Regions from separate parts of the Mus musculus genome. Here regions 2, 3 and 4 are each linked to region 1. A link is a loop called in an ENCODE intact Hi-C map of the cell type or tissue named here. Cell type or tissue: heart. All regions are shown on one strand. Links, peaks and the distances in the headings refer to the core of each region. The heading gives the core; the rest is flanking DNA. Region 1 holds the start of Clec11a (C-type lectin domain family 11, member a). Region 2 overlaps Shank1 (SH3 and multiple ankyrin repeat domains 1). Region 3 holds the start of Aspdh (aspartate dehydrogenase domain containing). Region 4 holds the start of 2410002F23Rik (RIKEN cDNA 2410002F23 gene).

Region 1 (7,221 bases), core at 1,164-6,163:
GACAGATGTAAATAAACAAGCCCATACTGGTTGGACCATACCTAGAAGAAAAGGGGGCATTTTGAGAAAGCATCTCACATGGTGGGCAGAGCTGAGGCTTCAGTAATGAGAAAGAGCTGAGGGAAGAGTTTGCAGAAGGAGGAAAAGGCTAGGAAGGACAGAGTGGTGATGGAGGGTGAGGGGAGATGAGGTGAGACTGCAGAAAAAACGGTTCTCTCCCAGGCCCCAGCCCTGCAGGCTGCACTGAGGACCGAGGAGACCGCGGTTTGGCTTCTCTCCTGCTTCTGATGGGAAGGTGAGGAGGCAGGGGCGTGGGGAGTAATGTGATCTGATTTATGGTTTGGAAGGATTGCTCTGGCTGCGGCAGGCAAGCAGCCCAGATTGGAGGGGCTCTGTAGAAGGAGGGAGAGTAAGGGGAGGCCACTGCAGTGGTCTAGGCTGGGATAAGGCAGCTTGCAGAGGGTTCTCTACTCACGGCCAGTGCTTGGTTAGTATACATACTGGAGATACCTGCTCTGACTGTCAACCCTTCTCCTCCCTTGATGGGGGAACCACTGGGCTCACTACCACCCCTCCCACCCCAGCATCAACCTGCTCAGGGCCTGGCCTGCAGGAGAATCTTGTAGTTACACCTTTTAAGCAGCACACATGCATGCTGTTCACACATATCCCCACAAGCAGGCACCACATACAAGGGCTGGTAGGGCCAGGACAGGCCATCTGGGTAGAGGATGGGAGAGCCCCGGAGCCTGAGAATGTTAGAAGAGTCCCCTTCATTAGGCTGTGTGGTCAGCGGTGACCACAGGATAATAGCAACCTTAGCATACTCTCTGCAGTGTGCCCCCTCCTCAGGAATGGCCAAGACAGAGAGAAGTGAACAGTCCAAAGCTGGCATCCTATCATAGCCTGCTTTGTTCTGAGAAGACTCCTGGACCAAGGCTGAGGCCTACCAGTACCAAGGATGCCCTGGAAAACTTTCCCCATCTTCCTTTTATCCATATAAGTGCTTGTACTTGCAAAAGGGAGGAAAGAGGGCAGAAGCAGAGGTCTGGAAAGTGGCAAGGGGTGGGTGTGGGTAGACCCAAGGCGGGATCAGGCTTTGGAACGTTGGAGGTTTCCGGCCACAGAGGCAGAGCCTCCTGGAAGCCAATAGGGGCGGGGAGACTCACCAAGAGAAGCTGAGGAGATCAAAAGTTGAGACAGAGCAGATCAGGAGGGAAGGCAGAAGAGAAAGCCTGGCAGAAAGAAGGTCCAAGGGGCTTGTGAGCTGCCCACCAGACTGGGACACTTGCTAGGTCTATACAGCAGTCCTACCCCTGGCATTCTGACCTCTCTACTATTTGGGTGCTGGGAAGCCCAGCTGGATGCAGGCAGCCTGGCTCTTGGGGGCCCTAGTGGTCCCTCAGCTTTTGAGTTTTGGTCATGGAGCCCGAGGTCCTGGGAGGGAGTGGGAGGGAGGCTGGGGAGGTGCCCTGGAGGAGGAGAGAGAGCGGGAGTCACAGATGTTGAAGGTGAGTGTTGGAGGGGCACTGTGGGCTTGAGATGAAGTGTTCAGATGGGTAAAGAAAAGTAAGGGGGTTTAGATGGAACAATGGGTTCAGAAAAGAGCTGAGAGGGTAGGCGGGAAGGAAACTGACATGCATTCTCTGACCCAGAATCTCCAGGAGGCCCTAGGGCTGCCCACTGGGGTGGGAAATGAGGATAATCTTGCTGAAAACCCTGAAGACAAAGAGGTCTGGGAGACCACAGAGACTCAAGGGGAAGAAGAGGAAGAGGAAATCACCACAGCACCTTCTTCTAGTCCCAACCCTTTCCCCAGCCCTTCTCCCACACCAGAGGACACTGTCACTTACATCTGTGAGTATTCAGAAGCCAGGGTGGCCTGTCTGTCAAGCACTGACCCAACTCGGAGGCCAGACACATCAAAGGGGCCCAAGGTCCCCAGATGTGTCTGCCTGTCAAGAGTTTAACCCACTGAACTTCATAGACATGGTCACACATCCCACAGATCGCCTCATCCAATCCGCTTTTGGGAGTCTGAGGGCCGTGCCCTCCATGTCCTTAGAGCCCTTAATTGTGCCTCTAGTTGTGCCTTCTGTCTTTTCACAGTGGGCCGCTTGGCCAGCCTCGATGCAGGCCTACACCAATTGCACGTCCGTCTGCACGTTTTGGACACCCGTGTGGTTGAGCTGACCCAGGGGCTGCGGCAGCTGCGGGATGCTGCGAGTGACACCCGCGACTCAGTGCAAGCCCTGAAGGAGGTCCAGGACCGTGCTGAGCAGGAGCACGGCCGCTTGGAGGGTGAGTCTCAGCAGCACAAAGAGGGCCTAGGTGGGAGGAGGAGACCCATGGAGGTCTGAAGACCTGGAGAAAACGGGTATCAGGATACCAGAGGGTCCACATAGAACTGGGAGGTGCTGGCACATCTAGAGATGGATTGTGAGGTGGGTGAGACTTTTCTTGCTCCAACCTGTGCCACACCCTGAAAGCCCCACCCATAGTCTGGAACCGCCTACACCCTGGCCACGCCCCCGAAGGCCCTGGCTCCACTTCACTAACACACTACTGCTCTAACGAGGCTCCCCTTGGCCCCACCCTTTTCAACCCTCCAAAGCATTGGCCCTGCCCCTGACAGCCTGGCCAGGCCTCACTGGTCACAGAAGTTCTAATCCCTCCTACTATCCACGCCTCCTCTGTCCTCAGCGCTTTGGCTCCTCCTGATGGTTTTCCACCCCTGAAGGGTTTGTCTCCTTTTAACCACGCCCCCAGCACTCCCGTCTTGGCTTCACTGGTCACCGCGGTTCTAACTTTGACTCCGCCTCTTTTTAGCCCCCGTCGCTATAAAACCGCCCCCTGCAGTCCTGGCTCTGCTTCATTGGTTTCCGGGCCTTAGCTCTTTGGCCCCGCCTTCAGTAAGCCTGCCACCACCTCATTGGCCATCCTTCTTATGACCCTCCTTCACCTGGCCCCGTCCTCCACCCCAGGCACCGCTCGACGGCTCAGGCTCCTCCCTCTACCTACCGGACCCGCCCTCTCTCCCCTCCTGCAACCTTGGTTCCACCTCATTGATCACCTAAAGGCCTAGCTTTGGCCTCGCCCCCTCCTACCCGCAACGTTCTGACTCCGCCTCACCCTACACACAGGCTGCCTGAAGGGCCTGCGCCTTGGCCACAAGTGCTTCCTGCTCTCGCGAGACTTCGAGACCCAGGCGGCGGCGCAGGCGCGGTGCAAGGCGCGAGGTGGGAGCTTAGCACAGCCTGCGGACCGCCAGCAAATGGATGCGCTAAGCCGGTACTTACGCGCCGCTCTCGCCCCCTACAACTGGCCGGTGTGGCTGGGAGTGCACGATCGGCGCTCCGAGGGGCTCTACCTTTTCGAGAACGGCCAGCGCGTGTCTTTCTTCGCCTGGCACCGCGCATTCAGCCTGGAGTCCGGCGCCCAGCCTAGTGCGGCAACACATCCACTCAGCCCGGATCAGCCCAATGGCGGCGTCCTGGAGAACTGCGTGGCCCAGGCCTCAGACGACGGTTCTTGGTGGGACCATGACTGTGAGCGGCGCCTCTACTTCGTCTGCGAGTTCCCCTTCTAGAGAACCGGTCTCTGCCCAGGAGCTCTAGTGCACATTTTGCACCGTACACCGCGCACCCTATTGTTAGGGGCCTGGGAGTCGCTCAGAGATTAAGCGTGACCATGAATACATTTTAATCAGAAGAGGTTTTTTATTTTAGATACTGGCACCCAGACTGATTGGGGCCAGGTGTGCTCCTGAGATTGCTTCCAAGATGCATTATCAGCCCAGGGATTTTAAAGGCAAACCCCACAAGATTGCATGTAGCCTGCTTACATGTAGGCCGGAGCATAAAAATTTAACATATATGTCTTGAAGTTGTCCTAGTCATCCTTTGAGCAGAGGAAGCAAGATTAGTTACAAAAACAGAAATCGCAGTTAGTCTTACAACTAAATTTGCTAGGACAGCAAATTTTACAAGGCCAATCAATTTCAGAATAGTCTTCAATATCTGGGAGAATGAGGAAGTAGATGGACTGTTAGTGTACAGCCCACACAAGCTAGGGGCTTTCGTCTGAGGCATATTTTGCTTTGGTTTTTCAAGCAGTGAGTCTAAACTTTTAAATGTAATATTAACCACCATACGTACAATGTGCATTCCGCACCCTGAACTCCACCCCGTGCATCTTCCACTCTGCACTCTATAGTGCACCCTGCATCTTGAGCCCTCCTTGGGCCAGAACTGCCGCCAATCCCGGCTGGTCCCCCAGCCCCAGACTTCTCCATGTCCCCACCTGTCTTTGAAACTTCAAGGTCTCAAATAGGCCCAGTGCCAATAAATCCTTTTAAAATATAATTTGAGGGGTCATGGAGACATCTGACCTTTGTCTTGCCTGGGGGGAAGTTAGGAAGTACCAGACCCTGACTTTGGGTAATTGTGTTTTTGAAGTACAGAATGTCATAGAGCACATGTGCATAGGAACGTACATGTGGTTGTGCACACTTGTGCACAGATGTCTGGAGTATTCATGCACCTATATAGGTGTCAACATCCCTAGCCTGCTTCCTCATGGGGCCTTTAGGACCTGAGCCCTGTCATCATCTCAGTCATTGGCCTTGGTCCTGAGCAGAGACCAAGGAATCGCGAAGGTGTGCTCTAGGTCCTGACATTTAATCTTCTTTTCTGTTGACTTGTGCCTCGGAAACTGTTTTCCCAGTTGGGGTGGCACGGTGAGGGGACGGCAGTACTACTTCATCAAGCCCATTCCAGAGAGGAGAGACCTACCACAACTTTTAAGTCTCACAACCTCCTTAGTATGTGAGGTCACACACAAAGCGAGGACTTTCCTTATGGGAACACTCAGGTTCGCTCAGTTATTTTCCTGCCTGAGAAGCCAAGTCAGTCTTTCCTCTCTGAGCCCAGGTCTCCTAGTCTAATAGCTGGGGCAGTCTCTCCCATTTTGCACGCCTCTTTGGGTGGCCGGGTGCGGCCTTGTAACATGAACATCAGAAGTCTGGAAGTGGCCAAACATGTACCAAACAGCCATCCCTGCCCATACCTTTTATGCTTTATTTTCTGATAGGACAATTTCTTGTCCTGGGCCAGCCTGACCCTCAGCATTGCATGCATGTGTGACTTTATGAGGTGATGTGAACAGATGTCTGTTCACTCCATATAGGGCACCAAAGGCAGTCTGAAGAAATGATTCCACCCAAATCTAGCTGATCCCTGGAGCCCCCACCCCCACCCCATGCCCCCATTTTACAACCTACAGGCAGCTCTAGTGAAGTCTCCTCTCTTTGTCTACTGATTGGATGACCTGGGGGAAGGGCCTTGTGAATTTGTAACTTTCTGAACTTCCTGCTTTCTTATGACCCTCCTTCCTTCCTCCAAGGAGGGATTTAAAAAAAAAAAGATTTATGTGTTTGCCTGCATGTGTGCGTGTGTGCAACATGCATGTGTGTATCTGGTGCCCAAGGAGGTCAGGGAAGGGCCCATAGCATAGAACTTGAGTTAGAGATAGCTGTGAATCACGCCGTGGATACTGGGATCATTCCGAGTCCTCTGTGAGAGCAACAAGAGCCCTTCGGTACTGAGCTTACTCTCCAGCCCCATGAAGTGATATTATATTCAGAAGGAAATAGCTACACAGCAGAGGGGGTCTGCACCCCTTTTCTTGTGTGAGGATTAGCTTTGCATCATGGGTACTAGTTGTATCAATGCCAGGATGAGACACCTGATAGAAACCCCTTGAGGGAGGGGGGGGTTTCAGTTCACTATGGGAGGGACGGCGTGGTGGTGGGAGCAGCCTAAACCAGGTAAACCCGGACAGCAAGCACTTGAAGGTGCTGCCTTTCATATCTGGGAAGCTTGGTGAATAGTTCAGACCAGAAGTGGCGTCATGTCCTCAAAAGCCAGGTAACCCACCTCCACCAAGCATACCTTCTTTCTTAAAAGTTTGCGAAACCCCAGAAAAGACTCACCATCTAGGGACTGAGTGTTCACACACATGAGCCTGCAGAGTATGAGGAGGTAATTCAGAGCCACATCCTAAGGAGCCCAAAGCAGACATCATTATGAGCCCAGGAATGGGTATGTGATCCTGACTGATACACACACACACACACACACACACACACACACACACGCACGCACGCACGCATGCACTCACGCACTCACGCACGCCCGCACCACCTCATGTATGCCTGCACTTTTTACTGCCCAGACTTCCTCATGTTTCTTGACCACATGTGGATCTTTCCCTGTTGTTTCCTGGTTGCTGTTGTTCAGGGTGATTTTCTTTCCTGCATGTGATTTTTAGCACAATTGCTTGTAATACGATTACGCTAATTGTTAAGCAATATCGCCTCAGAAGAACCAAGCCACAGAATTCTCTTTATAATCCTGAGAATGCCTGAACCCTAACTGCAGAGCTGACCCTCTGGCTAGGCTCCATCAGATGATGGAACCAATGGCAGCATTTGAAGATGGACATGCAAGCTCAAGTTCAGAAAATGGGCTGGAAAGGAGAAGGGTGGAGAGGCAGGTAGGCTCTCAGAGTCTCCCCTTCTTCTTCTCAGTGACTCCCCTTCTGACTGCTGGTGCCCCTCTCTCAGCCATGACCCCTTAAATGTCACCTTTGCATACACTGTTGAATGGAGGAGCTATGCCAATTATCTCCAGAAGAGACTCCTCCCTCTATCCCTTCTAGAGGCAATTCTCAGTCCGACAGCTCTAGATAAAGTACAAAACTACAGGAGTCAGTTGGGCCTTTAATCCCAGCACCTCGGAGGCAGAGGCAGGAGCATCTCAGTAAGTTCAAGGCCAGCCTGGTCTACAAATCAAGTTTCAGGGCTACACAGAGACCCAGTTTCGAAAAACCAAAAAATAAATATAAACTTAAAAATTATGTAAATGTAATTTTAAAAGCTGTTTCTTAAAAGGCTTCTATGAGCAGGAGGGTGACACTGGTCAGGACTCAGGCCATTAGTTCTGATGGCCTAATCCTGTGTGATCACCTTGATATGATCTAGTCCCCTGGGAAGAGAGTCTCAATGAGGGGACTGCGTAGATAGCTTAATGTTTAAGAGCACTCATTGCTCTTGCAGAGGACCCAGGTTCAATTCCAAGCATCCACTTGGTGGCTCACAGCTGCCTGTAACACCAGCTCTAAGGAATCCAATAGGCACATATCTGCATTTATAAAACAAAA
Region 2 (7,221 bases), core at 1,014-6,013, 56 kb before region 1:
TGAAGAGAAGAGGGAGAGAATAGGTCATGTGTGCCAATGACTAGCCAAGGGAAACGAGAGGCCCATCAGCTAATGGTAAAGTGGGCAAGAAAGGGGTCATATGTGAGGAACTTATCAGTCAAGTTCCAACCAGCAGGCTGGAGTTTGGTATTAACTGTGGTGCAGAGGGCTGGAGAGATGGCTCAGTGGTTAAGAGCACCAACTGCTCTTCCAGAGATCCTGAGTTCAAATCCCAGCAACTACATGGTGGCTCCCAACCATCTATAATGGGGATCTGATGCCCTCTTCTGGTGTGTCTGAAGACAGTGTGTACTCACATACATGAAATAAATAAATCTTAAAAAAAAGTTTCTGGTGCAGAGTGTTATTTTTCTCTTGCATTGCTTCCTTCAGGCTGCACCTAGCCAGGAAACAGTCTCAGCGCCGTAATGGAAGGGTGGATCCTGTAGCTTCCAGATGATATCTCAGAGCCTAGCCCCTGAGATCTAACTTTCCTGAGTGGTATGCACACTGCTGGGTGATTCTCTTCTGGAAAGAGTTATGGCCTCAAAGGGTTCTTGGCAGGTGACACTGGGTTCTTTTGTTACTAGGATCCTTCCTTGTTGACCTCGAGTCTATGGAGGAGTCCATGTCTCGGAGCCTGGGCAAGCCTGCCAAGTCCTCGTGAGTACTCCCTGGTCCCGCGACCTGTGACAGCTCCTGCAGAGGTGACAGCAGCAGCCCCTGACCTGAGAGTCCCTTTCCTTGCCTTGTTCTCCCTTCCTCCCTTCCTTTGCCCTCTATCCTTCTCCTCCCCTCTCCTCTTTCTTTCCCTCTCCTCCACACACACACAGGAAGCAGTACCTGCGGCAGGTCATCTCGGAATATGAGGCGCTGGATCGGGAGCTCCCGTGTATCCGAAAATTCTCAGAACCACCCTCTGCCCAGCCCCTCTGCCTTTGCATGGAGACTTCGGTGAGTGGCCCAGCTCTCTGCACAGTTCAGGTGGTGATGGGATCAGCGGATCAGACCTGAGGTGGCCGGCGGTTTAATTCAGGTTAAGGACTGGGCATGGTAAATCTGTGTTCATTACTGCAGCACTCTAGCAGTTCAAGGTCAGCCTCAGTTACACGGTGAGTTTGAAACTAGCCTGGGCTACCTGAGCTCATGTCTCAAAGAGAACAACAAAAAAACAAAATCACACACACGCACACACACAGAGGAGACCATGATTGCTTGTGTCTGGCGTTAAGAGGCACCTACTGTATACTAGGTGCAAGCTTTAAGGCATCCCTTTAGAAGTCTATGTGACTTTACTCTTTCATGGGGGGCTGTTGTCCCCATTTCATCTCTCCTTTCCTTGGTGTCTTTAAGAAAGGGACCCCAGTGTACTGCCCCAGGTACGAGGCATCTCTTTCCAGCTCAGAAGCTAAAGCAGGCCTGGTTAGCACATGGGTGGGAGGAAGAGGCCTTCCAGACTGTCCTAACAGGTGGAGGCCAGAGGACAACTCATTTCTCTCCTTCCACCTATAGCAGGTTATAGGGATTGAACTCAAGTCATAAGGTTCACACAGTAAGCGTCTTTACCCACTAAACCAGGAAGCCAGCCCATCAACAGTGATTATATATACTTGGACAGCTGTTTTTCGCACTTTTCCACTATGGCACATCTCCTCAAACAACAACTTCTTCTTCTTCTTCTTCTTCTTCTTCTTCTTCTTCTTCTTCTTCTTCTTCTTCTTCTTCTTCTTCCTCTTCCTCTTCCTCTTCTTCCTCCTCCTCTTCCTCCTCCTCTTCCTCCTCCTCTTCCTCCTCCTCTTCTTCCTCTTCTTCCTCTTCTTCTTCCTTATTCCTCTTCTTCTTCCTCCTCCTCCTTCTTCTTCCTCCTCCTCCTTCTTCTTCTTCTTCCTCCTCCTCCTTCTTCCTCCTCCTCCTTCTTCTTCCTCCTCCTCCTCCTCTTCCTCCTCCTCCTTCTTCTTCTTTTGGTTTTTTGAGACAGGGTTTCTCTGTATAGCCCTGGCTGTCCTGGAACTCACTCTGTAGACCAGGCTGGCCTTGAACTCAGAAATCCGCCTGCCTCTGCCTCCCGAGTGCTGGGATTAAAGGCATGCGCCACCACACCCGGCTCAAACAATTTCTTCTGACCCTTCTGATAACTGCAGCCCCTTAACTTTGAAATCACCTGTTCAAATAGAATCCTCCAGAACTGTAAAGCACTGTCCATGGCTGGTCTCTGGGAGAGTTTCCCTGTAGGGCGGTTATTACAATTTAATTAGTCTAGTTTTTCAGAATGATCTCGAGTAGCAGATGCCTTCACACCCGAGAGACACCTGTGGTCACCCCTTTTGACAAGAGTGTCATAACCTAGCGGGTCTGTAGGTGGAGTCTTGGACCAGGCTCCAGCCTAGGAGATAAGGGCTGAAGTTGATGCATGCCCACGCAGGAAGACTTTACGCACGTGGAGGTGCTGCAGGCTTTGGAGGCCGAGCTGCCCGGGGCCATGGAAAGCGGGCGCGTGAACAGCATCCGCTACGAGAATATGAATGTCATCTGCGGTACTGCGGGCCGCAGGGACAGGTGAGACCATGCATGGGAGTGGTCTAGGGTGAGAGGCTGAGGAACGTAATTGGGAGAGATGCAGCCAGGGAGCGTAATGCTCCATAAACTGAGCTGGGAGGCGGAATTAGAGTGAGAGTGGGAGAGGGGCGGAGCCTAGCATCAGTGGGGGACGGAGGGGGGAGGACACAGGGGGGGTGGGGGGACGGACACAGAGGGCGTGGAACCTAGAGGAGGCTGGTGGTTGAAGTCAGAGTGTAGAGGCCAGTGAGGGATGGAGCTAAAAGCAACTGAAAGACTTGGAGCCTAGAGTGAGTTGAGAAGAGGCGAGGTGAGAGGATGAGGTCAAGGTGAAGGGGAACAGTGAGTTTTGAGGCCCAGAACCACTCAGAGGGACGGGTCCTAGGTTGAGCGGCACTTTTGGCAAAATCAGAATGAAGATAGCATTGGAGGGCTGGCCTGGGCTGGGTAGCATTTAGGGAGGAGTCAGAGTCAGGATGACATTGTGGGGGCAGGTCCTATGCTGAAGGGCTTTTCTAGCGGAGTCTGAGGAGACAGTAGCGAGGGCGGGACCTGGCGCATTCCCAGGTGAGGTGAACGATCCAGCTGAGAAGACCGCAGTGACGCCCGCAAGCGAAGGGGGCCAGGGTGAACCCAAAGACGTCTCTGGGCCTTCACTTCGCCCACAGGTGGCTCATCACCGTCACAGACTTCCAGACGCGGTCACGCCTGCTGCGCTCCGGGCTCACCCTCCGTGGAACCGCGTACCCACTGGTGCGCCACGACGATTTACTGCTGGGGGACTACCGTTTGCACCTGCGCCGCTCTCTGGTCCGAAGGCGCATGCTCGAAGCCCTCGGGGCGGAGCCTGCCGACGAAGATTGACGCACAGCGGGGGCGGGTTCCAGCTGCACCCCGCCCCCAGACCCGGCGAAACGAGAAGGCGTGGCCTCCCTAGGAAGGAGGCGGGGCCGGCTCGAGGGGGTGGATACTGTGAGTTTAATTATAAAGAATGACCTGATACAAAAGCCATTTCTCTCGGCAAAGTCGTGTTGGGCGTGGGGGGCGGGGCGAACCTCCACTCTCATCCACTCGGCCAGAAACGCCAACCTGGTCACAACCTATCCCTGCGACCTTGCAGGACGAGCTCAACTCCTTTCAAGTCCCCTCCCGCCCCCTTGGAAGACAGTTCTAGGGCTTTTATTTCAGGTTTTTCCCCCTTTTGGATTTGTGTGTTCTAGGGTTTTTTTTTTTAATTTTTATTTTGCTTTGTATATTTTTCTTTTGCTATTGTTTCTCTTTTTGCTTGGTCTCTCCTCTCCACCCCGCTCCCCCATCCAATCCCTCCCCCTTCCCTCTCCCCGCTCCTTCACCCCCACCCCCACCCCTTACGCCCTCCCCAACCCCGCGGCACCCATCCGGAATTAACAAGCCCTTGATAGACAGGCGCCGCGCAGGCCCCCTGCGGACGGGGGGCATCCGACCAGGGGGAGGGGGCGGGTAGGGGCCCAGCGCCACCACCTCTCCAGCCCTCGCCACCCCTCCCCCTCCCGTGACCCTCCCACAAGGTTCCCTGCATTTCCCTGACGTGGTGAGGGGAGGGGGCTGGCCCTCCCCTCGTGGATGGAGCGCCCCAGGGGCGCCTGGGGACAGCTATAGGGAATGGGGTGGGGGGAAGGAGGGGAGCTCCCTTCTTTGGCAGCTGAACATAGGGGGGAACCTGAGGGCGATGCCTTCTCCCCTTTTATCCACAGCAGGGGAGGGGGCTACCTAGGGGAGGAGAGGTGGCTTTAATTCCCAAGCCCCAGAAGCAGGGAGGGGGAACGTGCGGGGAGGGAGGAGCCATGCTGTAAGGATGGGGGCGTAATCTGGGAGAGAAGAAAGGGTTGGGGAGGAGAGGGGAATCTTCGTGCAAAATGGACAGACAGATGAATGGTCTAAGAATGACAGGACTGGGTGACAGCCTAGTGAGCTGGGAGCCAGCGTGCATGCGCAGGGTCTCCTCTCCCTAGGAAAAGCAGGGGGAGGTGAGCGAAGACCTAGGGTGGGTGCAGAAAATGAGAAGAGAGGACTGGCTAAGAGTATGCAGAGAGGCGAATACGCAAACCAAAAAGAGGCCAGGCTCTGCAGGGCAACTGGGGAAAGTCATCTAGAAAGATCAGAACAGCGCAGCAAGCACATCCCATACCTGAGCACCATTAAAGAAGGAAGAAGAAGAAGAAGAAGAAGAAGAAAGAAGAAGAAGAAGAAGAAGAAGAAGAAGAAGAAGAAGAAGAAGAAGAAGAAGAAGAAGGAAGAAGAAGAAGAAGAAGAAGAAGAAGAAGAAGAAGAAGAAGAAGAAAGAAGAAGAAGAAGAAGAAGAAGAAGAAGAAGAAGAAGAAGAAGAAGAAGAAGAAGAAGAAGAAGAAGAAGAAGAAAGAAGAAGAAGAAGAAGAAGAAAAAGAAGAAGGAGGCTGGGGGCAGGGGTGGAGAATGGGCCGGGGAGGGCAAGTGCACAAGAGGAAGTGTGCAAGGGTACACAAGAAAGCAAGGAAACCGGTGAACAGAAGTAGCCTGGCGTGGTGACGCACGCCTTTAATCCCAGCATATGGGAGGCAGAGGCAATCTCTGAGTTCCAGGACAGCCAGGGTTCCACAGAGAAACCCTTTCTCAGGAAACAAAACAAAACAGCAGTGAACAGGAATGTGAAGGAGAAGGATGAGGAGCCGGGGGAGAAGGGGTTAAACATTTGGAAAGAGTTCAGGGCCATGAGTGTGAGGGGTGTGCTAAGTGTCAGAGAAAATAGAGAAGGCCGGGCACAGGAGTGCCACCATGAGAGGGAGAGTAAGGGCTTAGGGGTGGCAAGACAGGAAAGTGGCCCTGGACGTGAGAGCGGAGGTGAGTGTGTTCAGAGCATGTACAGAGAGAGCAGAGAGCACGGGTGGCCAGGGGCTATGGGAGTATGCCTGGGTCTGGGAGCAGGAGAGGGAAGGAAAGTCCCATGTGTGTCTGCAGCATGGGACCAGGGTGGCTAGAGAAAGAAAGGGTGCAGTAACCCCTCTCCCCCAGAAGCAAGTATGCAGAGAGCAAGCTAGCGAAGGCGGTGGCGCTTGAGGAAAAAAAAAAAAAAAAAAAAAAAAAGAAAGAAAAGAAAAAAAAAAAAAGAATGCAGCGTGTTGGGGAGCGGAGAGGGCCTCAGCAGGCCAGAGGTGTGCAAGACAGCCAGGGGGCAAGCTTGTGCAAAAACTGCAGCCAGGAAGGGGAACAGGCGTGCAAGAGGCCGGGGGCTGGGCAGCTGAGTGTGCCACGGAGAGAGGGAAGACTGAGGGGCCTGGAGAGGTGAAAAGGGTTATTTGAGGGGCGCGAATGATGGAATCGGAGGGCACACCTTCCCAGGACCCCATCAGGTCAGGCTCTGGGCTGACCCTCTATGGCTCTGTCTGTCCCCCCACCCCCAGTCGGCCTTTCCCTCCTTCTTCAGTACCCCTTTGTCATTTTTGTCTAATCCCCCCCTCTACTCCACTTGCAGTCTTGTGTCAGCTGCCCACCTCTTGCGAGGTGCCATTGTCTGGCCCGCATCGGGTCCACCTGGGGACCTCAGTCAGGCCTGGGGAGATGGGGCCAGGCACAGTTTTAGCAGAGTCCCTGGCCCCCTGAGGGGAGAGGGGAGAGAATGATGGTCAGAGGGGTCAGAGGTCAAGAGGTCAGCAGGCTCAAGGGTCCTATGGACGGGCTGGTCCGTCCAGGCCAGCCATCACCTCTCCAGGAAAAATTTGAGAGCCCGGTCAATGTTCATACGGTGGCCCACCCTGGTCACGCCCAGGTCCACATAGTCCTCCTTGGTCAAGGCGGGCAGATGGGAGCCATCAATCTCGTGGTCCAGGAACTGGGCTCGATGCTCTGATAAGCCCAGCCACTCCAGCCAATCAGCGACGTCAAACTTGGTCCAGAACCCTAGAGGCTTGGCGCCGAACGGCTTGTCCGGGGGCAGCGAGAGCAGGCGGGTGGGTGATAGGGAGCGAGAGGCCCCAGACAAGGCTCCTCCAAGACCCCCAGATATCCCGGGGTGTGGTGGCACAAAGACGGGAGCGAAGGGGTCAGCCGAGCCTCCTGCCCCTCCGGTCGGAGAGCTACGGATGTCGAAGAGGCCCGGGTAGAGGGGTCCTGAAGGCAGGATGGGCAAAGAAGAGGGCCTGGGCGCTGGGCTGACCTTGTGATCCGAGGCAGGCAGCAGCGAGGGGCTGGGTGCCCGGCGGAGCAGCGGAGGCCGCATCTCAAATTCCACACCCTGCAGGTGTCTGGTGGAAGCTGAGGCAGATGAGGCTGAAGGGGATGTAGCTCCTGGGGCTGCAGCTGTTGAAGAGGAGACCCCAGATCCGGTGGGGAGTGGTGGCAGAGGGGGTTTAGGCCAGTTCTGAAAGATGCTGCTGCTGGGTTTGGAGAGGAGAGAGGTCTGGGAGTCTTCGGAGAGCCTGGAATGTGACAAGGGGTGTGGGGGTGGGGCGACAGGGGGAGGGGCAGGGTTTGGAGGAAGTGTTCAGGGCCGGGGTGAAAAAGGCAGAAGCCATGATTCAGAGGGAGAGACACAAGGGTGGGGGCAGAGAGATGGAGAAGATGGGGTGGGTGGTGGTGGTAAGGGAGGGTCAGATGAATGTCAGGGCAGAAGTGAAGGGTGAGAAGAAGGACAGGGAGAGGGTGATAGCCAAG
Region 3 (7,221 bases), core at 1,267-6,266, 160 kb before region 1:
AGGAGCTGAGCCCAGGCACAAATAACAAAAGAGCAGATTTATTGAGGCAGCAGTGGTTGGGGGAGTGGGGACCCTAGGGCAGGGTGCAGGCCTCCTGAGGCCTGGAGCTGCAGGCCCTTCCAGGCACTGGACACTTAGGACTGTGGGAGCAGGCAGCAGATCAGCTTGTGTTCAGCCAGCAGCCGGCCTCCTCCACCTCCTTGGTCACCACCAATAGCACCTCGCACAGGCCTTGGGCCAAGGCAGCTGCCAGGAAGGTCCTGAGGGGGAGAGTGGAAGACTGAGGTCTCAGCAGTCCAGGCGGGTCCATCTCCTTGCAGGGCAGTTCCAGTGTTGGCCCCAGCCTGTCACTCTCTTTACCACTCACCTGACTCCATCCTCGTCCCCCAGGGCTTCAGGGGCCCGGAGCTTTGAGTCCAGATTATAGTAGATGCCATCTACCTGTCGCAGGGCCACCCAGTGTCGGCGGCGCAGTGGCAGGGACAGCAGCCCCAGCGACACAGGAGAGGGTAGGTTCAAGATCAGGCCTAGTACCTGGGGCAGGGCCAGCTGGGACAGGGGTCTGGGGAGGGGAGGGATATAGCATGAGGCCCCAGAGTCACTGAGGTCTGGGTTGCGGGCCACAGAGGCACTTGGATCCTGCTTCCTTCTCCAGAATGAGCGTCTATTCACTCACTGACCCATTACCCTCTTATCTGTCAACTCCAGCTTTGGTTTGTTTAGGCAGGGTCTCGGGTATCCCAGATGTGCACCACTACAGCAGTTGATGGAGTGCTGGGGATGGAATCCTGGCCTCATATGTGACGGGGAAGCCTTCTGCCAATGGAACCCCAGAACCTCAACTTTTTGTTGTTTGCCCTTTTGACCCAGGCTCTCCATATGCAGTCCAGGCTGGCTTCCCGCTTAGTCCTGCCTTGGGCCAACAAGATGGCTCCACTACTCTTGACTAACTTCTGTCTTTCCCACCTTAATCGTAAGTTACTCATTTGGCTACCCTTTGGACTGGTACCAAGTTTATAAGTTCAGCCCATCGTTCAGTCAGACCCCATCTGCCATAGCCTCCCTGGCTCCCTTCAAGCCACCCTCTGTGTCATCCCACACGCCCAGAGGCAGTGCAGCCCACAGCCTAGGCCCTACCTCCTCCTGTCCCACCACACAGCGGCCAGGCCCAGGCCCTGCAGGGCAGCCATGATCACGTTGACATCATAGTTGCCGGTGCCCAAGAGACTGCGATGGGGGTTCAGCCGGGAATCTGGGGCTAGCCTGGGAAGGAGGGGGCAGAGCCAAGGTTTGAAATCCTGGAAAGGCCTCCACCTTCCCACATGATAGGAGAGGCCCAGAGCCTGGCCTTTGACGCGTCTCTCTTCAACCCCCACACAGTTTATCATCCTCACGTCCTGTTCTCCCTCCACCCCTGAGCCCTGTACTCTTAGACTGGCTAAGGCTTTATCTTTTCCCACTCAGAAACCCTTCCCAGCCTCTAGTCTCTCCCTCTAGCCTACCTTCAACTTCCAGGAGCCTGAGTTGCCCTGCTCCCTTCCTACTTCCACTTCTCCCGTGACTCCCAAGTGCTCTGGACAAAGTCCCTGCCCCTCCATTCTTCCCACTCGTCACGGTCTCTCTCCAGACCAGCTTCAGATGTCATTTCTTCTGGGAGAGGAGCCTTCAGACCCAAGACTGTGCTCAGAGTCCCTGGGTGATAGTCACATTCATGCCGCCATATCTGAATACAGAGTGCCCCTTTCTTTTGGGAACACCCTGCCCTACCCTGCTCAGAGGCATCCCTAGTGCCCTATCATCCCAGGACAGACGCCCACCTCCTCCAGTGGCAAGCAGGCCCTGCATAGCCTCAGCACCAGCTCTTAGCAGCCACCCATCCCAGATGTCCCTGTGCCCAAGCCTTCCCTCTAGCTCTCCCCAGCTCTGTGGCCCTGCTCCTCTGTAGGCCTGGACCCTTGGCGAGCAGTGTCAAGAGGGAGCCACTCATGTCTGCAGCTCTCCCAGCCTTCTCCCCCTTGTGACATCTGCCTCAGCTCGAGCTGCTCAGCATGTCCCTGGAGAAAGAGCTGGAGAAAGAGAGATGCGTATGTTCTAAGTAAGTCTGAAGTTTACAGATGAGGGCTGCCTGTGGATCTGGGCAAGGACTACAGGCTGGGGTGTCTATGTGCCCATAGAAGCACCCTGCAGCCTAGAGGTGGGAATGGGGAGAGAGATTCAAGAAAGTTTCTTACAAAAGTGATGGTTGAAATTGTGAGGCGCAAACAAAGGGACCAAGAAGGGGAAAAAAATGCCTTGTGTAACATGGGAACAGCCTGTTGGAGGCCTAGGAGTACATCGAAGGATGAAGCTGCAGAAAGGTAGGCAAGGACCCGAGCACACAAGGCCTTGAGTTCAGCCTGAAGGCCCGGGGCTAGTCCCTAGGAGTTCTGGGGAACCAAAGAGGGATAGAAGCAGAGGAGGGGGCAAGCAGCTGTGGGGCTGTGTGTAGGACGACCAGGAGAAGAAAAACAGACAGCTGGGAGGTTGTGACAGAGGCTCAGATAAGAGAGGTTGAGGCCAAAGCTGGGGCTGAGGCTGTGAGAAGCAGCAGGTGGGAGGGCAGGCAACAGCTCCTGGATCGGAGCCTTGGCCCTGCTAGGGTCCCAGGAAGGCTCCCGTGCCTCTCTGAGCCCTGCTCTTCCAGGGCGGGGAACAATGGCAGTCACCTCTTGCAGATTTCGTCGGCAGCCTCCTGGCTAAAGAGCTGCTCTTGAAGGACGTTGTTGAGAGCATGGACAGCACACAGCTCTAGCCGCTGCCGCTCATGATACACTGAGGGTGGACTCGGCCTTGCTTCCGGAGCCTGAGACATGCCCTCCTCAGCTCCTGCTGCGGGGTGGGACAAGGAGGTGTTAGGCACCTAGGATCTTGCTCATTCGGTTCTCTAGATTCCTGGGTCCCTGGGCAATGGACATTGAGATGGGCACTGGGGCTAGCTTAGGAGGCCGTGAGGCCCTGACCCTATTTCCCAGGCTGTCTCCAGAGCACAGAGACACCTTTTGAGCCCAGTCCTGGGAGTGGGGGGAGTAGAGGCTCTCATCTGCTCACCTGGCAATAGAGACCCACCCCCACTACATGTCTCCAAGCAAAAGGGTCCTGATCATCATCACCTAGCAATGGACTACCACCCCTTCTGTCCCTAGGAAACAATACCTTTTTAGTTCCCAAGCAACAGAACAACCCCACCCTCTGGGTATCCTGGTCCGTTTTCTGATCACCTAGCAATGGAGGACTCCTCCTTTCCCGTCTCTGGGTAACAGGGTCTCTTCTGGTCGCCTAGCAACGAAAGACTTCCCCTCCTCAATAACCAGGGTTCTCGCCTCCCTTCACCTGGCAACGAGGCCCTCTACCAGTTACTAAGCAACAGGAGCCCCCACCTTTTCCTGTCACCTGGCAACCAGGCACACTCCCACCCGCCTTTGCTTGTCGCCCGCCTGGCCCTCACCCCGCCGGCCTTTCTGCTCCCCGGGACCGACCGCTTTCGCATTCCCTAGGCAGCGACCGGGTGGTAGCACGCTGACTGAGCAGGCGAAAGGGACTACAGCTCCCGGCGACTTGCGCGCGCCGAACTGCGATTCCCGAAGGCCTCCGTAGGGCGTCTAAATAGGACGCGCAGTCCGGAAGTCCTCCGGGGCTGCTCTGCCGCGTGGGACTACAACTCCCATCGGACAAAGCAGCCAGTTCTCGTTCTCTCCCAGGGCTCACTGCTGCCTAGAGGTTTCTGGGAGTTGTGGTAACGAGTGATCTCGCGATAGCTTTCAGGGGGCTGGTTTGTGTATGAGCTCGCACGCTGCTGCTATGGCGTCATACTCAGTGTGTAGCTGAAGCGTGACGACATAGAGGTGGGGACAAGGAACCAAAGAGGCCAAAGAGAACAGTGGGCTGAACTCTGATGTTTACTGGGACCCATAGTTGTCAATATGACAGTAAGGGTAGTAGGGGAGGAGACTCAGCAGAGGTGGATCCCAGGTCTGGAGGTGAGCTGACAGCAGCCTGTGGGGAGAATGAAAAACTAGGATGACAACACAGACACATGCAGGTGGCCATGGTGGACGTGGGTTTTGGAAAAGGTAATGTGGTACAAGTCAAGGAGGATACTCAGAAAGAGATGTGGCATGTGGATGTAGAGACCTAGAGGGGGACCCAGATGCTGAGAGAAAGCGGGGCGGGGAAAGAGAGGCTCATAGAGCCTGGGAGTGAGAACTAAGAATGAGAAAAGACAGAAAACTGGGGTTGGGACACCCAACATGTGAGCTCTGCCGAGCACAAACGCCAAGGGACCCTTGGAGGGGCCTGCCGCACCCAGTAGGCTGTGCCAGAAGGCTGTAACAGTAGCAGAGCCGGTGACAGCGCCAGGCTGGGCTGGGTTCTCTCTGTGGGTGTGCACGGCAAAGCTGCGACCTGAAGGCCCTGGGGGTCCTAGCAGCTCCACATCCACCACGTGCATGTCGGTGAGGCTGCAGCCGGCAGAGAAGTGCAGTCAGTCCACCCGGAGTGTACACAGCTGTGCCACCTACGCCCTGTGCTTACCTAAGGTCAGCCACAAGCACCCCAATGACACGGTCGAAGCCTAGACTGGGGGCAGCCAGGGCAGCAGCTGCCATGGTGTTAGAGTTTCGGGGGGCCAAGGGACAGAGCCCACGCACAGGGCCCTCATAGAGCACTGTGCGGGGCCCACTACTGTGGGCTGCAGCCAGGGGTCCCTCCAGCCGGAAGCCATCAGGATGTGTGGCCATGGTGACTCGAAGGCTCTGGAAGCAATGGCAGGGTCAGGAGATTGAGACTCTTACATGTTCCGTCTGGCAGCCCAGACAGTCCTCACCTGGAGGCCTCCGGCTGCATCCAGTCTGCTGATGTCTTCACTGCCCCATAGGGCCCCTCGGGCCACAAACACAGTGTGGCCCCAGCGCTTTGAAGCCTCCAGGAGCTGCTGCTCTGTGGTCTGGTCAGCCAGAGCTGAGGGGGATCCCACCTTGGGACACGGATGGTAGAGAGAGGCAAGGCCAAGACCCAGATTACTGCTGGAGGGTGGGATGCAGCCAACACAGAGAGGGACTCACTGAGGGGCAAGGAGGCTCACCAGGAGGTTTGCATGGCGAAGGATTTGTGCCCCAGATTCATGGATTATTTTGGGGTGGGCCACTTCTACCACAAGGTCAGGGTGCCTAGGAAGAGAGACATGGAGGGGGAGGGCCTTGGAGAAGAGTCAGGTCTCCTGTCTCCCAGGTCCTCAGGGTTTGGAGGGATAGCACTGCTTACCCTGGCTGAGGGAGGGGAGTGGGATAGTGGGTGCATTCTAGTTTCTCTTTATATGCACTGAGACTCAGAAAGGGTCAAAGGGTTGTCTGACACAGGGAGGCAGGAAGCAGCTTTGGGGAGGCTCCTTCTGTGGGGCGCTGACCTTTCCTCAAGGGCAGTGAGGTCTTGGAGCTGCAGGGCAGGGGGCACACTCCCTGCCATCCGTCCAGGGTCACGGTTCCACACAAAAACAAGTTCTAGGCCCAGTTCTGATCCCTGAGCCAGAAGGCGGGACACAAGGGACTGTCCTGCAGAGACAGGAGGGCTAGGGATCCAAGGAAAGGAGAGAGACCCTCCCCTCCTAAGTCAGGGAGATTGGGGGTGGGGGGGGGTCAGGGACCTAGAGACAGAATACAGTCAGAAGCCCAGAGAGGAGAGGCAGACAGACACACAGACAGAATACATAGAAACCTAGAAAGGAGAGACAGAGATGCCCCACATACACAGAGACACATACACACAGAGACAGAGACACAAAGACCCAGACACACACACAGAGATGAGAGCAAGAAGAAAGACAGACAGAAGATGGGAGAGAGAAGAGGGGAAGGTGGGGGGGGGGAGAGACAGAGACAGACAGACCTTGGAGACCCAGAGAAAGGACAGAGACCTAGAGAGAGGCAGATACCCAGAGATAAACACTCTCTCAGAGGGAGAGACACAGAGAGACAGAGGGAGGCCCAGTGAGTGGGCAGAAGGCAGGCTGGGCTGGCAGGCTGGGGTGAAAGATAGATGGAAGCAAATGTTTCTGGAACATTAGGAACAGGGCATAGAAAGAGACCCCAGGCCAGGTCTTACTCACCCAGGCGGCCATAGCCCACCACCCCCACCTTGTAAGGAACTTGAGGGAGCGTACTGGTGGCCATGGTCTTTAACAAGGTACCCTGCTGTGGGGGATCTGCTGTGCTTGCTGGCCCCTGTACCAGGCCTGACAGTGAATGAACTTTGGACTTTGACCCCTGACTCTCTCCACTGAGGGAGGGAACAGGATGGGGAGGGTGTCCTTTTCCAGCCCTCTGCCCTCCTGCTGGCTGGCATGGTGGCTTGGAAGCTAGGCCTTGCATGGCCCTATGTGCCCACTACCCCACGGCCTCCTGAGCAGCCCACATTCTCCCATTCCTGCTGAGGTAGAAAATTCCCTTTACAGCCCCCCTCCTCAGTCTGGCCAGCAGGTTGTCATGGAGACTGCATTTTCCTTGGGATGGGGGAAGAACTGGGGACAGGAATTTAGGTCTCCCACCAAGCCCCTTACAAACCTCTTGATCTCCTTTTTTTCCCCCCTCTAAAGTCTAAGTGGAAAGGTCTGGCTGGAATGTATGTGGTCCTGCAGGCCCCACCTGTGTCCTGTCTTTCCCAGTCCTCCGTGCTCCTCAGTCCTGGCTGGAGTCCCCTTCTTCACTCCAGTGTCTGATTGTCCTTGAGCTCACCTTAACTGTCCACCATTCATTCCACCTTGAGGCCACAATCTCCAGCCTCTTTGTATTCTTGGTCCCCTGACCCCCTCCTGTCTCCTTTCCTGTCCATGAAGAAGGGACCTGCATGGCTTGGGGAGTCTCTGAGTGTCCCAGGATGAGCCCAGCCACTGGCTGGCAGGCCTGGCATGGGACATGTCAGGCTGCAGCAGGCCAGCTCCCTGCCCCCATTGCCACCTGGTACAGCCGCATTGTTGCCATGGTAACCAGGATCCTAGCCGAGATGGTTGCGGAGAAAGCAGAAAAGATGGAGAACCTAAAGTGCATGCGCAACAGCTCTGTCCCAGGCTCCATCAGCAGAGAGGAGCTGGGTGGGGAAGGAGATAGGGCCAGAACCTGACAGTTGTCACAGATAAAGAATCCACTTAGCACTGGGGAGGGAGGGAGAAGATGGAGGGGTGGGGTCAGTTAG
Region 4 (7,221 bases), core at 1,133-6,132, 58 kb after region 1:
TGAGACTCACAAAGACCACAGCTTCCCCATCCACTCCCTTTGTCGCCAGGGCCCCTCAGACCCCAGGGTGTCAAAGGTCCCTGGGGGCACCATGTCCTCAGGATGGTCAGAGCCCAGTGCTGAACATCAGAGGGGTCCTGGTAATATTAATACCCTCCCTTTCTAAGGTCCTAGGGCCATGCAAAGTCCCAAGGGGGACAGTATAGCCCAGTGCTCAGAAATCCACCCAAGAGAATGGCTGACACTTGGTTTTAGAGAACCCAGGACCCTTAGGGGTAACACTTCCCTGTTTCCTTGCTTAAGACAGTTTATGTGGGCAAAGTTGCTTCTACCTCCCAAGGTAGAAGATTTTCGATACATTCTATACTCCCCGCCCCCAATCTTACTCACTTATTTTTGTATGTAGTCCAGTCTGGATGTTAACTCAGGATCCTCCCGCCTCAGCCACCTGGAATGTTGGGATTATAGGCACGTGCCACAGTTACCCCTCAATTGTCTACACTGACCTGCATGCTGTAGACTGAGGTTGCTGTGTCCTTGGGAATGTGGGGCAAATGAGACAGAGACTGGTCTTGGTCTCATGGCTCAGCCCTAGGACTGTTTGGAATTTCCAGGGTATAGTGAACATGTCCCTAAGTGGCTTCCACCCTTCTTCCAGACCTGTTTCCCCCTAAACCAACTCTTCAACTTGCCTGAGTTTGAGGTTAGCACCTCTGTTCCACCCTGCAACTTGGGGGAAGTAATGACTTTGCATTCTGCAAAGAAATGACACCTGCCTAAGACCCTGGTGAGATGTAGTGAACTCATTTGCTTCAAATACTGGCCCTCTTCTCCTCTACCCTACAGTCTTGTTATATAGCACAGGCTGGCCTTGGACCCTATAGTTGTTGGTTGATTAAATCCAAATTATAGAAAGTAACTCCTCTCCAGCTCTCTGTACCTTTTCAGTTCACATCTTTGCCCAGTCCAGAGACTCCGTGTGTTCAGTGCTATGCAGAGTGCTTTGTTATTAGCCCAAGCCCAGTATGGTCAGATAGAAAACATCTTAAGGTCAACAGCAGAGCCATTGTTTTCCCTGTTCCCAACACCTAAGAAACAAGGAGATATTCTCCTAGAGCTGAGAACGTGTTCTTTTTTAGATAACACACATGCCTGTCTTCTGATAAATCTTGTTATTTTAATAATAGAACCTATGTAAATTCAAGGTTCTTTAAAAAATAAAAAGTATCTTTTTTTTGGGGGGTACAAATTATTTGCTAGGCCCTAAACGATGCTCAAAGCTACATTGTCTTCAGTCCACAAATCCAGTGGGCAGGCGCTAATGCCGATATTTTGTTCTCTACTGAGTTTGAAAATTTGGTCCTTTCTGTACCTTACCCAGTCCTTACCCTTAGAAGACAGAAAATACTGCCACCCTCTCTATGTAACTGCAGAGGACTTAGGTGCCTGCCCTTGATGTGTCTGTTCCATTCAGCACCCAGGTTTATTGAGGTGGTTTACTGACTGGTATGGAGTTATGAACAGCAGGTCTGGGATCTTTACCTACACCTGACTGATCCCATTTAAGTTAAGAGTTTTAATATGTAATACCCTATAATTGCGGGTTCATTAAATCCAACTTATAGAGAGTAACTGAAAAGGAAGGTACACTATTTATTTTAGGTGTGGACAGATTAAAAAGTAAAGGCTCTTACCACAGTAAGATGATGATGGATGGCTACGTGGCTTCAAGATACACCTGTAATACCGAAAGGACTTGGTGAGGGTTATGTGTGGGGCCAGCCCACAGGTACAGAACATCAAATTTAGAGGTCCTCAGATCTCCAGGTGTCAAAGGTCCTGGAGGGGCACTGTGTCCTCAAGGGTGTTTGGAGCCCAGTGCTAAACATCACAGGAGCCTCAGGCCTTCTGCAATGTCAAGGCTACTTGCCTTCAGGGATGGTGGCCAAGCTAACACAATAGAAAAGATTGACAAACACAAAATCCACTAGAGGCTCCAAGTTCCCCAGTCCAGTAGGTCCATAGAGATTCCCTATGGACATGATGTTCTGTCTTGGTTCGTAACCTTGAAAAACACAACCTGCAAAGACACACATCCTTCTGAGGAGCCTGGTGGGAGAACTATGGGGGTTCTACAGAGCAAAATGCAAACAAGCAAAACCCTGCTGAGATTTTATATATATAATATAGGCTTATATACATATATATATTTATATAAATAAATAAATAAATAAATGGAAGGCCCAGTGACTTACTCAGCGAGATTTGAACCACCCTGTGAAAGCTGTCTGGGAGATGATTTAGCAAGGAACACAAAGAGAACAGTAGGATTCCCAAGAGGAAAGAGTTTAATCAAGTGTGATAATGGCACTGACCAGTAAGTAGGCAGAAAAAGATTGGTTTACAGGCAAAGGTGTGGTTAAAATATTTTGGGAGAAATATGTAATTTACTTGAGTAGCTGAACCGAAAATGCTTGTACCATCAGGCCCTACAAGACCATCCTGTAGCCATTGTATTAGTATTCTTGCAGGTGAACAAAGGCCTGGCTCCCTTCCTCCTCGTCTACTCCTACCTGCTGCTCCGAAGCAATCCAGTCCTCCACGTGCACTCACTTCCGCCTTGGTAACTCCGTATCGTGTATCTGCCCCTACACCCCATCCTCCTCCAGCCCTCATGTGTTCTAGGTTGCACAAAATTGCCAAAATCCCACACGGGGGAGGGGCAGTGGTAGAGATTTCCTACGGAGAGAACCTGCAGGTAGCACGGGGCTGTCACTGGGAGGAAAGATTCTATGTCACACACCCCCCTCCCTGTCGCCTAAAAAAAAAAAAAAAACCGGGAAGATGGCGGACAAGACCCGCGACGTGAGCAGCAGAAATGGCGTAGCCCGGCTAAGGCAAGACAAAGGAAGGCCTGGCCCGGCATCCCAAGCTCCACAAACCTGGCGAAAGGCATTGTCCCGAAAGTACCCGCATCCGCCCCTTCGAGAGAAACCCTGGTTCCAGCCCGAGCACGCCCGCGGCCCCAAGCAGCGCCCTTGAGCCCGTCCGCGCGACAGGTACACCCGTGACCAGGCCACGGACACCTCGGGACACGTGCTTCCCAGGGTGCAAAGCAGCACCACCGACTGGAAGGTACCGAGGCCAACACCGTGGAAAAACTCACCGGGACAGACCTCACCTCACACGCGATCGCCACAGGCGCGCGCCACCGCCGCGTGTCCCCATTTATAGCGCGCGCTGCCCGTCAGCCCCACCCATCGCGCTCGCAAGGCCCCGCCTCCAGCGGCTCTTGGGCCCCGCCCTGAGGTAGCCCACACTTACGCCTGAGCCGGGGATCCTGCTTTCACGGTGGCAGAAAGAATAAACGTCTGTTGCCCTTAGGACATTCCTGATCAGGTGATAAGGTACGTTGTTCCCAAAGAGGATGAAGAGAATGAAGAACATATCTGAAAGGTTCTTCCGTTACTTCCGTCAGGCAGCTCTTAGACAGCTCCCAAGGAGAGGGCGGGACGAGAAAGCCCCCCATGGGGTGGGGGTTTGGCCAGAACCGGAAATCCCCCGACTTGCCAGCGCGGCAGGCTAGCTCGTTTTTGCTGCAGAAGCTGGGGTCCGCTAAAAGGGCCCACCCGGCAGTAGTCGCAGCTGCGGCGCGGGAGGCAGGACCAGCACACACTGGCAGACTTTTAGGGAACCATGGGTGTGGTGTAGTTAGAGGGCTGGGTTCTGTGATGTGCGGGCCCGGAGCGGGGACGCTAGGGCGGAAAGGAGGGGAATTCCCTGTGCCAGAAAGAGGGCAGGTTGGGGTCTGGACCCCTGGGTGTGAGGGAGGGTGGGTGGTGTCTGGACCCTTGTGTATGAGGGCGTGAGGCTGGAGGGCTGCACTACTGGGTTTGAATCTGGAGGCTGAGATAAGGACTGCTGGGTCTGAGGAAGGAGGCGGAGGGCTGGAACCCCTAGGTCTTGGGGGATAAGGGTCAGGGTTCTGAATACTTGGATGAGCTCGAAGTGGGTCCTCAACCACAGAAGTCATAGAACATTTTTTTTTTAAAAGTCTGCACCTCATACCAGTTCTCTCTTTCTTCATTTTGCCCTCCAAATAGTCTATGTTACACTCTTCAAGCTCTAGATTCCTTAATGTGACCTGAGTATTCTTTGTTTAGCTGGCCCTCTGCTCATTAGGGCTCTTTCTCATTCCGCTGGGGAGACTGGCCTGGGAACCTAGTGGTCTGAAGTAAAGGGAAAGATTCTTCTCTTAGGTAAACGAGTTTCCATTATTGCTGCTGGCTCACACCAGAGGAAAGTCAATAGTTTGATGAGACAAGGCCTCTCTCTCTAGAACAGGCTGGCCTTGAGCTCAGAAAGCTCCCTGTCTGCTTCTGTGCTTGGCTCCCGTTACCACATTGATGGTTAATATGGTCAACTTCTCCAAATCTGGTATTACCTAGGAAAGAAGCCTTGGAGCATACCTTGTGGAGAGTTATCTAGGTTAGCTTAGCCGCTGACCATGCACAGGTTATCTTAGTTGGGTTAGTTGACCTGGGAAGGCACACCCACTATTGGGGAACCATGGGCTGCATAAATGGAGAAAGCTGAGCACCAGTGTAAATGTCCCTCTGACTGCAGATGCAGTGTGACCAGCAGCCTCCTCAAGCTCCTGCCTCCTTGACCCTCACCTTACCTCTCCATGTGATGAACTGCACTTTGAACTGTGAACCTGTCCCCTTACGTGGCGTTTATCAGGGTGTTTTATCATAGCAACAGAAAAATAAGACACCTTTCTCTTTCCCCATAGCATGGACCCCCTTACCTTCATCTATGGGCACATACATTGCATCTGTCTGCACAGTATTGACACTGTTTATTTGATTACTTGTAGATCTAGTATAAGACAGAGTTGTTACTCTGTTTAAAAATGGACGCATTTGCTTGGGGAATGTGGCTCAGTTGGTAGAGTGCCTGTCCAACATGAAGGAAGCGCTGGGTTCATCCCTAACATTAGACCAGGCATGCTTGTGTCCACCTAGAATGCCAGCAAGAGACTGAGAACTTAGATTCCATCTTGGCTACATAGTGAGTTCCAGACCAACCTGAAATACATGAGAACACATCTAAATTTTTTCCTTTGAAAATACAATGTGCTTATTTTAGATTTATATGTATGAGTGTTTTGCTTGCATGTGTGTGTGCTTGGTACCCTTAGAGGTCAGATGGGAGTGTTGAAACTGGAGTTCTGGGCAGTTGGAAACCGCCATGAGGGTTTTGGGGATCAAGCCCTGGTTCTCTGTAAAACTCTTAAAAGCTGAGCCATCTGTCCAGACCCTTGTGACTTTTTTTTTTGATAACTCAATTATACAGTTTTTTTATTTTTATTTTCATTTGTCTGAGTGTGCACGTTGGGGGGGGGATATGCATATGTATGAATGCAGTACCTGCAGAGGCTAGAAGGGCAGAGCTGGAGTTACAGGCAGTTGTGAGGTATCCAATATGGATGCTAGGAACCATACTCATTCTTCTGGAAAAGCAAGCAAGAACTCTTAACCACTAGGCCATCTGTCTTAGGGCTTTATTGCTGTGAAGAGACACCATGGCCAAGGCAACTCATAAAGGAAAACACTTAGTTGGGGCTGGCTTACAGTTCAGCAGTCTAGTCCACTATCATCATGGTGGGAAACATGGCAGTGTGCAGGCAGACATGGTGTTGGAGGAGCTGGGATCTACATCTTGATTCACAGGCAGCAGAAGGAGCCTATGTTCCACACTGGGCAGGGCTTGAGCATAAGAGACCTCACCACCAAACCTACCCTCCACAATGACACACTTCCTCCAACAAGATCACACCTACTCCCACGTGGCCACTCCTCCTTATAGGACCACTCCCATGAGCCAAGCATTCAAACACATGAGTCTGGGGGGAGGCTATACCTATTCAAATCACCACACCATCTCTCCAGCCTTTTGATCATGCAGTTCTTGGTTGCCTCTATTCTACAGACAAGGACACTGAGTCCCAAGTGGGTCAGCCTTGCTATGAGTCATGGAGGTAGTCAGGAACAGTCTCTAGACCTATGCGAGTGAGCAAAGGGACCCTCCTTTCCCTGCATGGGACACGGTAACCTTTCCCCACTCATCAGAAGCCTCTTGGCCCCACACCTCCCTCCTCAAACCGGACACTGAACAGACTTGTGTTGCGGGCATTTGGGAAGAAGAGAAAGGGGTGGGGAGGCTGGACTGCAGGAAAGGACAGGAGGGGAGCTGAGGATATGAGCAGGATTTTCTCAGAAAAGGTGAGATATTGATGGTACGACTAAAGGGTGGAGCTAGGGAACAGTAATGGACACCTTTAATCCTAGCATTCAGGAGGCAGAGGCAGGCGCATCTCTGAGTTCCGGCTAGCCTAGTCAAAACAGACCCTGTCTCAATAACAAAAAAACCCCATGACAGACAGTAAAAGCTGAAAGTCAACTGTTCAACATGCTTAAGCAACTTGTTGTGGTAGTGACTCACACCTTTAATCTCAGCACTCTGGAGGCAGAGGCAAGAAGATTTCAATGAGTTTGAGGCCAGCCTGGTCTACAGAGCAAGTTTCATGACAGCCGTGGCTACACAGGGAAACCCTGTCTTGAACCCCCCCCCCAAAAAAAAAAAACCCATCCAAAACAAATCAAAGCCCTGCCATTTGTTTCCTGAGGACCCTCACCCCAGTCTCTTTTCTGACCTTTGACATTAGACAGAATCCCTTTTCTATCCCTCTACTTAGGAGGGAAAAGGTGGACAAGGTAGCGGGTAAGGAAATATAGCAGTTCCATGAAATGCTTTATTCACCATACAGAGCCAAATAAAGAAATACTCTGGGCAGAAGATATTTTTCTTTAAAATATAAATTAGTATTCTGGGTTGAAGGGAGTCAGAAATTACATAACTTGAGTATGGGGGGGGTGTTGTCAGGCAGCTGACAGCCATTGTTAGTTCATTGTCATGTCTTAAGACCATGTAGGCTGGAGTGATAGGATAGACCAGAAATTGATGTAGTTCAGATAGGAGAAGAAACCTGAGAGAGAAAGAGGGCAGAGGACACAGAGGTCAGTAGGCTAGCCTCACCTGGTACCCTACACTGTCATAACCCAGACCCTGCCCCATCCTTAAACCCCAAATCAACTTCACCCTCACCTTGTCCCTAGCCCACCCCAAGCCTACAAGAATCCCTAGCCCTGACTCCAA

Evidence for each region. Hi-C counts contacts between places; a loop is a spot of excess contacts. Peaks named below come from ENCODE experiments on the same cell type or tissue, not always from the same donor. Only the 100,000 strongest peaks of a DNase experiment are listed, where the experiment ranks them.
Region 2: a loop joins it to region 1, with 2.2 times the contacts of the local background. A loop is called at or near these places in 12 of 42 quality-filtered maps.
Region 3: a loop joins it to region 1, with 2.4 times the contacts of the local background. A loop is called at or near these places in 2 of 42 quality-filtered maps.
Region 4: it touches region 1 in a loop (3-fold over the local background); 3 of 42 quality-filtered maps call a loop at or near these places.

What each region holds. Positions count from the first base shown.
Region 1 is chr7:44,300,909-44,308,129 of GRCm38, reverse strand. It overlaps Clec11a (C-type lectin domain family 11, member a), which reads left to right and starts at 1,171. Exons shown (of 4, transcript NM_009131.3): 1 at 1,171-1,511; 2 at 1,656-1,857; 3 at 2,110-2,301; 4 at 3,144-4,364. The coding sequence starts at 1,365. The coding sequence ends at 3,589. In heart, for the core only: a CTCF peak has its summit at 3,190; DNase peaks (open chromatin) are centred at 1,431 and 3,109; H3K4me3 peaks cover 2,292 bases; H3K27ac peaks cover 2,191 bases; H3K27me3 peaks cover 512 bases.
Region 2 is chr7:44,356,385-44,363,605 of GRCm38, reverse strand. It overlaps Shank1 (SH3 and multiple ankyrin repeat domains 1), which reads right to left. Exons shown (of 25, transcript NM_001034115.1): 25 at 5,253-6,986. The coding sequence ends at 6,269. 1700008O03Rik (RIKEN cDNA 1700008O03 gene) reads left to right here. Exons shown (of 6, transcript NM_027049.1): 3 at 591-663; 4 at 834-954; 5 at 2,423-2,556; 6 at 3,225-3,563. The coding sequence ends at 3,420. Among named protein-coding and RNA genes, the nearest start is that of Gm39001, 15 kb to the left of the region's middle. In heart, for the core only: no CTCF peak of the experiment used is centred there; DNase peaks (open chromatin) are centred at 2,605, 3,445 and 4,215; H3K4me3 peaks cover 3,191 bases; H3K27ac peaks cover 2,329 bases; H3K27me3 peaks cover 3,301 bases.
Region 3 is chr7:44,464,454-44,471,674 of GRCm38, reverse strand. Aspdh (aspartate dehydrogenase domain containing) reads right to left here and starts at 6,240. Exons shown (of 7, transcript NM_026690.1): 1 at 6,140-6,240; 2 at 5,441-5,585; 3 at 5,120-5,204; 4 at 4,862-5,011; 5 at 4,570-4,790; 6 at 4,342-4,496; 7 at 3,924-4,032. The coding sequence starts at 6,203. The coding sequence ends at 3,989. Josd2 (Josephin domain containing 2) reads right to left here and starts at 3,695. Exons shown (of 5, transcript NM_001205071.1): 1 at 3,485-3,695; 2 at 2,706-2,868; 3 at 1,138-1,263; 4 at 368-562; 5 at 17-260. The coding sequence starts at 2,851. The coding sequence ends at 161. It overlaps Mir7052 (microRNA 7052), which reads right to left and starts at 1,328; the gene lies at 1,264-1,328. In heart, for the core only: a CTCF peak has its summit at 3,622; DNase peaks (open chromatin) are centred at 3,704, 4,724 and 4,914; H3K4me3 peaks cover 3,419 bases; H3K27ac peaks cover 4,871 bases.
Region 4 is chr7:44,242,769-44,249,989 of GRCm38, reverse strand. It overlaps 2410002F23Rik (RIKEN cDNA 2410002F23 gene), which reads right to left and starts at 3,268. Exons shown (of 6, transcript NM_025880.4): 1 at 3,167-3,268; 2 at 1,695-1,738; 3 at 391-448. LOC115486841 (a small nucleolar RNA gene) reads right to left here and starts at 1,900; the gene lies at 1,810-1,900. Gm36864 (predicted gene, 36864) reads right to left here. Exons shown (of 5, transcript NM_001378657.1): 5 at 6,804-7,051. The coding sequence ends at 6,984. It overlaps Snord88c (small nucleolar RNA, C/D box 88C), which reads right to left and starts at 135; the gene lies at 52-135. In heart, for the core only: no CTCF peak of the experiment used is centred there; DNase peaks (open chromatin) are centred at 2,739, 3,279 and 3,549; H3K4me3 peaks cover 3,025 bases; H3K27ac peaks cover 2,281 bases.